Regions from separate parts of the Homo sapiens genome. Here region 2 is linked to region 1. Evidence: read pairs that join two places in POLR2A ChIA-PET (ENCODE). Cell type or tissue: Panc1. All regions are shown on one strand.

Region 1 (4,000 bases):
TTGTGAAAAGCTCTCCCAGGGATTTCTACACATGCTAAAGTTTAAGAATCGGTGTTCTGGGGGCTCCTGATCGTGGGAATGTGCTGCCCTTTCGGGCTGAGAAAGGTGTATGGTGGAAGAGACTCGAACTCCTAGTTTCTAGCAGTCTCTGCTCCTCCTATGGAAAACACAAGGTCCACCTGAGGCCGGTTCCCAGGTGCCTTGAGGCAGGCACTGCCCTTCCTGTGCCTCAGTTTCCTCTGTGATCCCTTTTTTTTTCTTTTGAGATGGTGTGTTGCTCTGTCACCCAGGCTGGGGTGCGGTGGCACGATCTCGGCTCACTGCAACTTCTGCTTCCTGGGTTCAAGTGATCCTCCTGCCTGGGACTACAGGTGCATGCCACCATGCCCGGCTAATTTTTTTGTACTTTTAGTAGAGACGGGGTTTTGCCATGTTGGCCAGCCTGGTCTGGAACTCCTGACCTCAAGTGATCCGCCCGCCTCAGCCTCCCAAAGTGCTGAGATTAACAGGCGTGAGCCACCACCCCCAGCTTTCCTCTGTGATCCCTTCTGATCGGACCATCTCTGAGCCCATCCAGCACCACCGCAGCGCCAGGGATTCCAGGCTGGACATTGCAGCGATGGTACAGCAGGTGTCAGAACACCACTGGGCAGCCCGTGGCTGGAAGGAAGCAAACAGGACGCATGAGGAGGAGGAGGTGGGCTCCTATAAACAGTGCAGGAAGTAGGCAGGAGGACAGGTCAGAGTGGTCCTCTGTTGTTTGCTATTTCTCATCAAATTACCAGTTAGCGGGAATTCCCATTTGGGTGCCCCTCTGTCTGAGAGAGAGCTGTTCTCCTTTTCCCTTTGCCTATTAAACCTCTGCTCCTAAACTCAAAACAACAACAACAAAACAGCAAGGGAGTAAAATGAAAAAAATCTATTTTTTTTGGCTTTAGTTAAATGGGCTCCCATTCTCCCTCTCTGGTTCTATCTAGAGGAGTCTCCTAAAGAGCCTGGAGTGCCCGTCCTCTAAACTCCACCTTTACAGCCAGAGAGAGTGGCCAGACTCAGGTGGGACCAGGGAGTTCCAGGCCCAAGTTCCTTCCACCAATCCATGGCAAAGGCTACCCACTGGGCTGGGAGAGCAGTCCTGGAGTGAGTTTAGGGTTTAGTATGGTGTGATTAGTGAGCAAATAACTCACTCCTGCACAGTGGCCCCAGGAGGAGATGCCACTATTGGAGGGGAGGGCAGAAAGACAAAGATGGGGCAGGAAGGGGCCAGAGAGATTCTAAAAATCTAGATGTTGGCTAGGCATGGTGGCTCTCATCTGTAATCCTAGCACTTTGGGATGCCAAGGTGGGCAGATCACCTGAAGTCAGGAGTTCGAGACCAGCCTGGCCAATATGGTGAAACCCCATCTCTACTAAAAACACAAAAATTAGCCAGGCGTGGTGGCACATGCCTGTAATCCCAACTACTAAGGAGGCTGAGGCAGGAGAATCTCTTGAACCCAGGTGGTGGAGGTTGAAGTGAGCTGAGATTGCCCCACTGCACTCCAGACTAGGTGACAGAGAGAGACTCTATCTCAAAAAACACAAAATTTAGCCGGGCTTCGTGGCTCATGCCTGTAATCTCAGCACTTTGGGAGGCCAAGGTGGGCAGATCACGAGGTCAGGAGATCGAGACCATCCTGGCTAACACAGTGAAACGCCGTCTCTACTAAAAATACAAAAAATTAGCCGGGCATGGTGGCACGCACCTGTAGTCACAGTTACTTGGGAGGCTGAGGCAGGAGAATCACCCGAACCAGAGAGGCGGAGGTTGCAGTGAGCCAAAATCGCGCCATTGCACTCCAGGCTGGATGACAGAGCGAGACTTCGTCTCAAAAAAAAGAAAACAAAACTAGATGTTTTTAATCAGCAGGGTCTCATAAGGCATGCGAAATTGCTTAAGGATTTAACAGATGGTATCTCAGGTTGCTGTTATTTTTGAGAACTCTTTTCGACAGAAGAAATCCCTAAGAACCAGGAGATAGTCTGTGAACCTGCTTTGAGGTTACAAAGGAGGTGGTGTCTGTCAGTCACTTGCAAAGAGCTGATAACTTGAGCAAACATGTTAAATAAAGTCCCATTGGACTCCTGTTGTCCAGCGTCATACTTCTTTTTTTAGCAATGACCACAGCTGAAGAAATTCCAGGAGACTAACTTATGTGTATAGTGACACTCCCTGTGGCTTTCCCCACCACACTCCAGCCTGGGGAAAGCTACATGCGCAGGGAAAGGGGGAAATGACACAACCACGAGATGACTCTGGCTTAAATAACTTTGACCAGACTCAGGAAACAGCTGAGCCAAGGGGGTCCATGCTGTGAATGTGACTTAACTGGTGTCTCCAGCCTGCTCAGGCTCCTGAGTGCCAGGCCCACACTGCTGTCTCTGGTCACACATCCTTAGATGTCCCAAAGGCACCTCAAGTTCCCCAGCCCGCCCTGCTGCCCTCAGCTCCCAGCCCAGGCCGATGCCTCAGAGGAGCTCTCCCTCTTCACCCCCGCCATGCCAAAAGAGTCTCTAACTCCTCTTAACCCTTTGAAAGATTTCTACTCCTTCCCAATTTTTTAGAGATGGGGGTCTCACTATGCTGCCCAGGCTGGTCTCGAATTCCTGGGCTCAAGTGATCCTCCTGTCTCAGCCTCCCAAAGTGCTGGGGTTACAGGCATGAGCTACTGCATCTGGCCTCGACTCCCTCTTTACCAATCCTAACAGCACAGCCCTGGTCCTGTCTCAGATCTGAACATGTACTTTAACTTTTTTTTTTTTTGAGACAGAGTCTTGCTCTATCGCCCAGGCTGGAGTGCAGTGGCAAGATCTCGGGTCACTGCGATGTCTGCTTCCCGGGTTTAAGCAATTCTCTGCCTCAGCCTCCCGAGTAGCTGGGATTACAGGCACCCGCCATCACACCCGGCTAATTTTTTGTATTTTTAGTAGAGATGGGGTTTCACCATCTTGGCCAGGCTAGTCTTGAACTCCTGATCTCATGATCTGCCTGCCTCGGCCTCCCAAAGTGCTGGGATTACAGGCGTGAGCCACCGCGCCTGGCCCAGGTACTTTAACTTTTGGCAGTACAATTCTCCCCAAGTCTCCCTGCTCCTCAGTGGCTTCCCAGTCCTCTGCAGAACCAGGGCAAGCTCCCTCCCGCAGCCTGCAAGGCTTGCAGGCGTGCACCTTCTCTTGGTTCCGTAAGCACATCAGGCTCCCTCCCACCACAAGACGTTTGCACATGCCCTTCTTTTTTGTTTTTTGAGACAGTCTCGCTCTGTTGCCCAGGCTGTAGTGCAGTGGCAGGATCAAAGCCCACTGCAGCCCCAACCTCTCAGGCTCAAGTATCCTCCCACCTTAGCCTCCCAAGTAGCTGGGATTACAAGTGTGTGCCACCTTGCCCAGCTAATTTTTATTTATATTTTATTTATTTATTTATTTATTTTTTTGGAGACAGAGTTTTACTCTCGTTGCCCAGGCTGGAATGCAATGGTGTGATCTTGGCTCACCGCAACTTCCACCTCCTGGGTTCAAGTGATTCTCCTGTCTCACCTCCCGAGTAGCTGGGATTACAGATATGTGCCACCATACCCGGCTCATTTTGTATTTTTAGTAGAGACGGGATTTCTCCATGTTGGTCAGGCTGGTCTCAAACTCCTGACCTCAGGTGATCCGCCCGCCTCGGCCTCCCAAAGTGCTGGGATTACAGGCATGAGCCACTATGCCCAGCCTAATTTTATTTATTTATTTATTTATTTTTGAGAGTTTTGCTCGTCGCCCAGGCTGGAGTGCAGTGGCTTGATCTCGGCTCATGTAACCCACCTCCCTGGTTCAAGCAATTCTCCTGTCTCAGCCTCCTCAATAGCTGGGATTACAGGTGCCCACCACCAAGCCTGGCTAATTTTTTGTATTTTTAGTAGAGACAGGGTTTCACCATGTTGGCCAGGATGGTCTGAAACTCCTGACCTCAGGTGATCCACCT
Region 2 (4,000 bases), 300 kb before region 1:
CCCTCACCAGACACTGAACCTGCTGGCACCTTGACTTGGACTTCCCAGCCTCTGGAAAGCAAGCAATAAATTTGTTGTTTGTTAATTACCTAATCTAAGGTATTTTGTTATAGCAGCCGGAATGGTAATATTCCATTGACTCAAGAAAAATGGAATAATCCTATAAATACTAAATATTCATGTATATTAAAGAAATTGGCCAGGTGTGGTGGCTCACACCTGTAATACTAGCACTTTGGGAGGCCAAGGTAGGAGGATCACTTAAGTCTAGGAGATTCAATCAAGATCGGTCTTTCTGATCTTGATTAGAGAACTCTTATAGAAGAATTTTCACTGCAACCTCTGCCTCCCAGGTTCAAGCATTCATTTAAAATTTTTTGCAGATGGCAGATTGTGGGGCTTCTCAGCCTCCATAACCTTGTCAACCAATTTCCATAATAAATCACCTCTTATATATCTATATCTGTTTGGTTCTTTCTGGAGACCCTGGACCAATGCAAATGGATTAATAAACTGTGGGCCAGGTGCAGCCCACAAAAATTCATTTAAAATTGAATAATTTTACCATATTAAAACTCAGGATTTCTGTTCCTCAAAAGACATCCTCATACTACAATTTATCTAAGAAACTCTGGATATAAAATATATTTTTTAAGAAGAAAGAAGAGGCCGAGTGCGGTGACTCACACCTGTAATCCCAGCACTTTGGGAGGCCAAGAGGGGCAGATTACCTGAAGTCAGGAGTTCAAGACCAGCCTGGTCAACATGGTGAAACCCCGCCTCTACTAAAAATACAAAAATTAGCTGGGCATGGTGGTGCACGCCTGTAGTCTCAGCTACTTGGGAGGCTGAGGCAGGAGCGATTATTGCTTGAACCTGGGAGGCAGAGGTTGCAATGAGCCGAGATCATGCCACTGCACTCCTGCCTGGGCTACAGAGTGAGACTTCATCTTAAAAAAAAAAAAAAAAAAGAAGGAGAAGGAAGAAAACACATGATGAAACAGAAAAAAGTGGCCGGGCGCGGTGGCTCACGCCTGTAATCCCAGCACTTTGGGAGGCCAAGGCAGGCAGATCACAAGCTCAGGAGATCGAGACCATCCTGGCTAACAAGGTGAAATCCCGTCCCTACTAGAAATACAAAAAATTAGCCAGGTATGGTGGCGGACACCTGTAGTCCCAGCTACTCAGGAGGCTGAGGCAGGAGAATGGCGTGAACCCAGGAGGTGGAGCTTGCAGTGAGCCAAGATTGCGCCACTGCACTCCAGCCTGGACGACAGAGCGAGACTCTGTCTCAAAAAAAAAAAAAAAGAAAAAGAAAAGAAAAAGGAAAAAAAAGAAAAAAGTGGTTATCAGTCTCAGTGTGGTGGCTCACACCTGTAATCTCAGCTCTTTGGGAGGAGGCCGAGGTGGAAGTATTACTTGGGCCCAGGAGTCTGAGACCAGCCTCGGCAACAAAGCGAGACCTCATCTCTACTAAAATTTTTTTAAAAGATTAGTGGGGTGTTAGCTGGGCGTGGTGGCTCATGCCTGTAATCCCAGCACTTTGGGAGGCTGAGGTGGGTGGATCATAAGGTCAGGAGATTGAGACCATCTTGGCTAACACGGTGAAACCCCATCTCTACTAAAAATAAAAAAAAATAAAAAATAAAAAATTAGCCAGGCATGGTGGCGGGCACCTGTAGTCCCAGCTACTCAGGAGGCTGAGGCAGGAGAATGGCGTGAACCTGGGAGGCGGAGCTTGCAGTGAGCTGAGATCACGCCACTGCACTCCAGCCTGGGTGACAGAGCGAGACTCCATCTCAAATAAATAAATAAATAAATAAATAAATAAATAAATAAATAAAAATAAAAATAAAAAAATTAGTGGGGTGTTATAGTGAGTGCCTGTAGTCTCAGGCCTCAGTCTCCTCAGTCTCCTCTGAAGACTGAAGGGTGAGGATCCCTTGAGCCCAGAAGTTTGGGGCTACAGTGAGCTATGATTGCACTATTGCCCCAGTCTGGGCAACAGAGCAAGATCCCATCTCAAAAAAAAAAAATTAGTTACCTATAGGGGAAGGGAGACAGCAGGTTGGAGAGGACAGGGATAGAAACAAGACTTCTTTTAATATATCTTGTTATATAGATTTGACTTTGGAACGATATAATATTTCACATCATTATGAAGAAAAATAAAACTTTAAAAAGCAATTCCTAAAAAGGGAAAATAAAACTATGTATCAATTTGCTGGTATAACTTTATGGAGATTAACTATTCAAAGAGATTCAAAACAAAGTTATCTGACTATCATCCCTAGTGGGCTATAACCTAAGGACAAGAACTACAAAAATATATTTTCAGAAATCTTATTATGTTGAGTCATAAGTTTTATGAAAAATAAAAAAAGAAAAAAGAAATCATTATGGAGGTAGAGTTGGTATCATTATTCTGAAACTGTTTTGTATACAGTGTGAGATAAAGCAAATGAGTAATGGGTTGGTGTCACTGAGAACTGAGGCTGGGTGCAGTAGCTCATATCTGTAATCCCAGCACTTTGGGAGGCTGAGGTGGGAGGACTGGTTGAGCCCAGAGCCAAGGAGTTCAAGATCAGCCTGGGCAACAGAGCAAGACCCCATTTCTAAAATTAAATAAAAAAACAGAGAAAGAATTGAGATTTTTTAAATTGTGGTTAAATATATATAACATAAAATCTACCATGTTACCCATTTATAAGTGTGCCACTGAATGGCACTTAGTACATTCACACTGTGTGCTACCATCAATCACCACCATCCTGCTCCAGAATCTTTTCATCATCCCCAACATAAACTCTGCATTTGTTAAGCATTAACTCACCATTTCCCCTTCTCTCCAGCTTCTTGTAATGGGTATTCTACTTCCTTTCTCTATGAATTTGACTATTGTAGGTATCTCACATAAGTAGAATCATATAACATTTGTCCTTTTGTGTCTGGATTCTTTGACTCAGCATGTTGCCTTCAAGGCTCCTCAATACAGCATGTATCAGAATTCCCTTCCTTAAGGCTGAATAATATTCCCTTGCATGTATATACCACATTTTGGGGTTTTGTTTTGTTTTGTTTTTGAGATGGAGTCTCACTCTGTCACCCAAGCTGGAGTGCAGTGGTGTGATCTCAGCTCACTACAACCTCTGTCTCCTGGGTTCGCGCAATCCTCCTGCCTCAGCCCTCCAAGTAGCTGGGATTACAGGCGTGCGCCACCACACCCAGCTAATTTTGTATTTTTTTTTTAGTAGAGACAGGGTTTCGTGGGGTTTCACCATGTTGGCCAGGCTGGTCTTGAACTCCTGGCCTCAAGTGATCCACCTGCCTCGGCCTCCCAAAGTGCTGGGATTACAGGCATGAGCCACCGTGCCCGGCCGCATTTTTTTAATCCATTTGCATTAATCCGGGATCTCCAGAACAGAACCAAACAGATACAGATATAAGAGGCGATTTATTATGGGAATTGGATGACAAAGTTATGGAGGCTGAAAAGTCCCACAATCTGCCATCTGCAAGCTGGAAGACCTGGAAAGCCAATGGTGTAATTCATTCCAAGTCCAAAGACCTGAGGACCAGGTGAGCCAATGGTGTAATGTCTCGGAGTCTGAAGGCCTCCAGGAGCTCTGATGTCTGAGAAGTTGGATGTCCCAGCTCAAGAAAGGAGAGAATTCACCTTTTCTTCACCTTTTTGTTCTATTTGCGCCCTCAGTGGATTCGATGATGGCCACCTATGTTGGATAGGGTGGATCCTTTTACTCAGTCTGATTCAAATACTAACCTCTTCCAGAAACACTCTCACAGACATACCCAGAAATAATTTTCTACCAGCTATCCGGGTATTCCCTGGGCTGGTCAAGTTGACACATGAAATTAACTATCACACTGGTCATGCGTCAATGGACATTTGGGTTGTTTCCGCCTTTTGGCTATTGTGAATAATGCCGCTATGAACACTGGTGTACAGATATCAATTTGAGTTCCTGCTTTCAGTAGTTTT

Evidence for each region. Peaks named below come from ENCODE experiments on the same cell type or tissue, not always from the same donor. Only the 100,000 strongest peaks of a DNase experiment are listed, where the experiment ranks them.
Region 2: POLR2A ChIA-PET joins it to region 1 with 5 read pairs; 2 of 35 experiments call an interaction of 5 or more read pairs at or near these places.

Annotation. Positions count from the first base shown.
Region 1 is chr11:65,369,500-65,373,499 of GRCh38, reverse strand. It overlaps a transcript of FRMD8 not described here. Among named protein-coding and RNA genes, the nearest start is that of SLC25A45, 11 kb to the left of the region's middle. In Panc1, no CTCF peak of the experiment used is centred here; a DNase peak (open chromatin) is centred at 2,179.
Region 2 is chr11:65,671,154-65,675,153 of GRCh38, reverse strand. It overlaps RELA-DT (RELA divergent transcript), which reads right to left. Exons shown (of 4, transcript NR_183625.1): 4 at 3,436-3,731. Among named protein-coding and RNA genes, the nearest start is that of RELA-DT, 10 kb to the right of the region's middle. In Panc1, no CTCF peak of the experiment used is centred here; no DNase peak of the experiment used is centred here.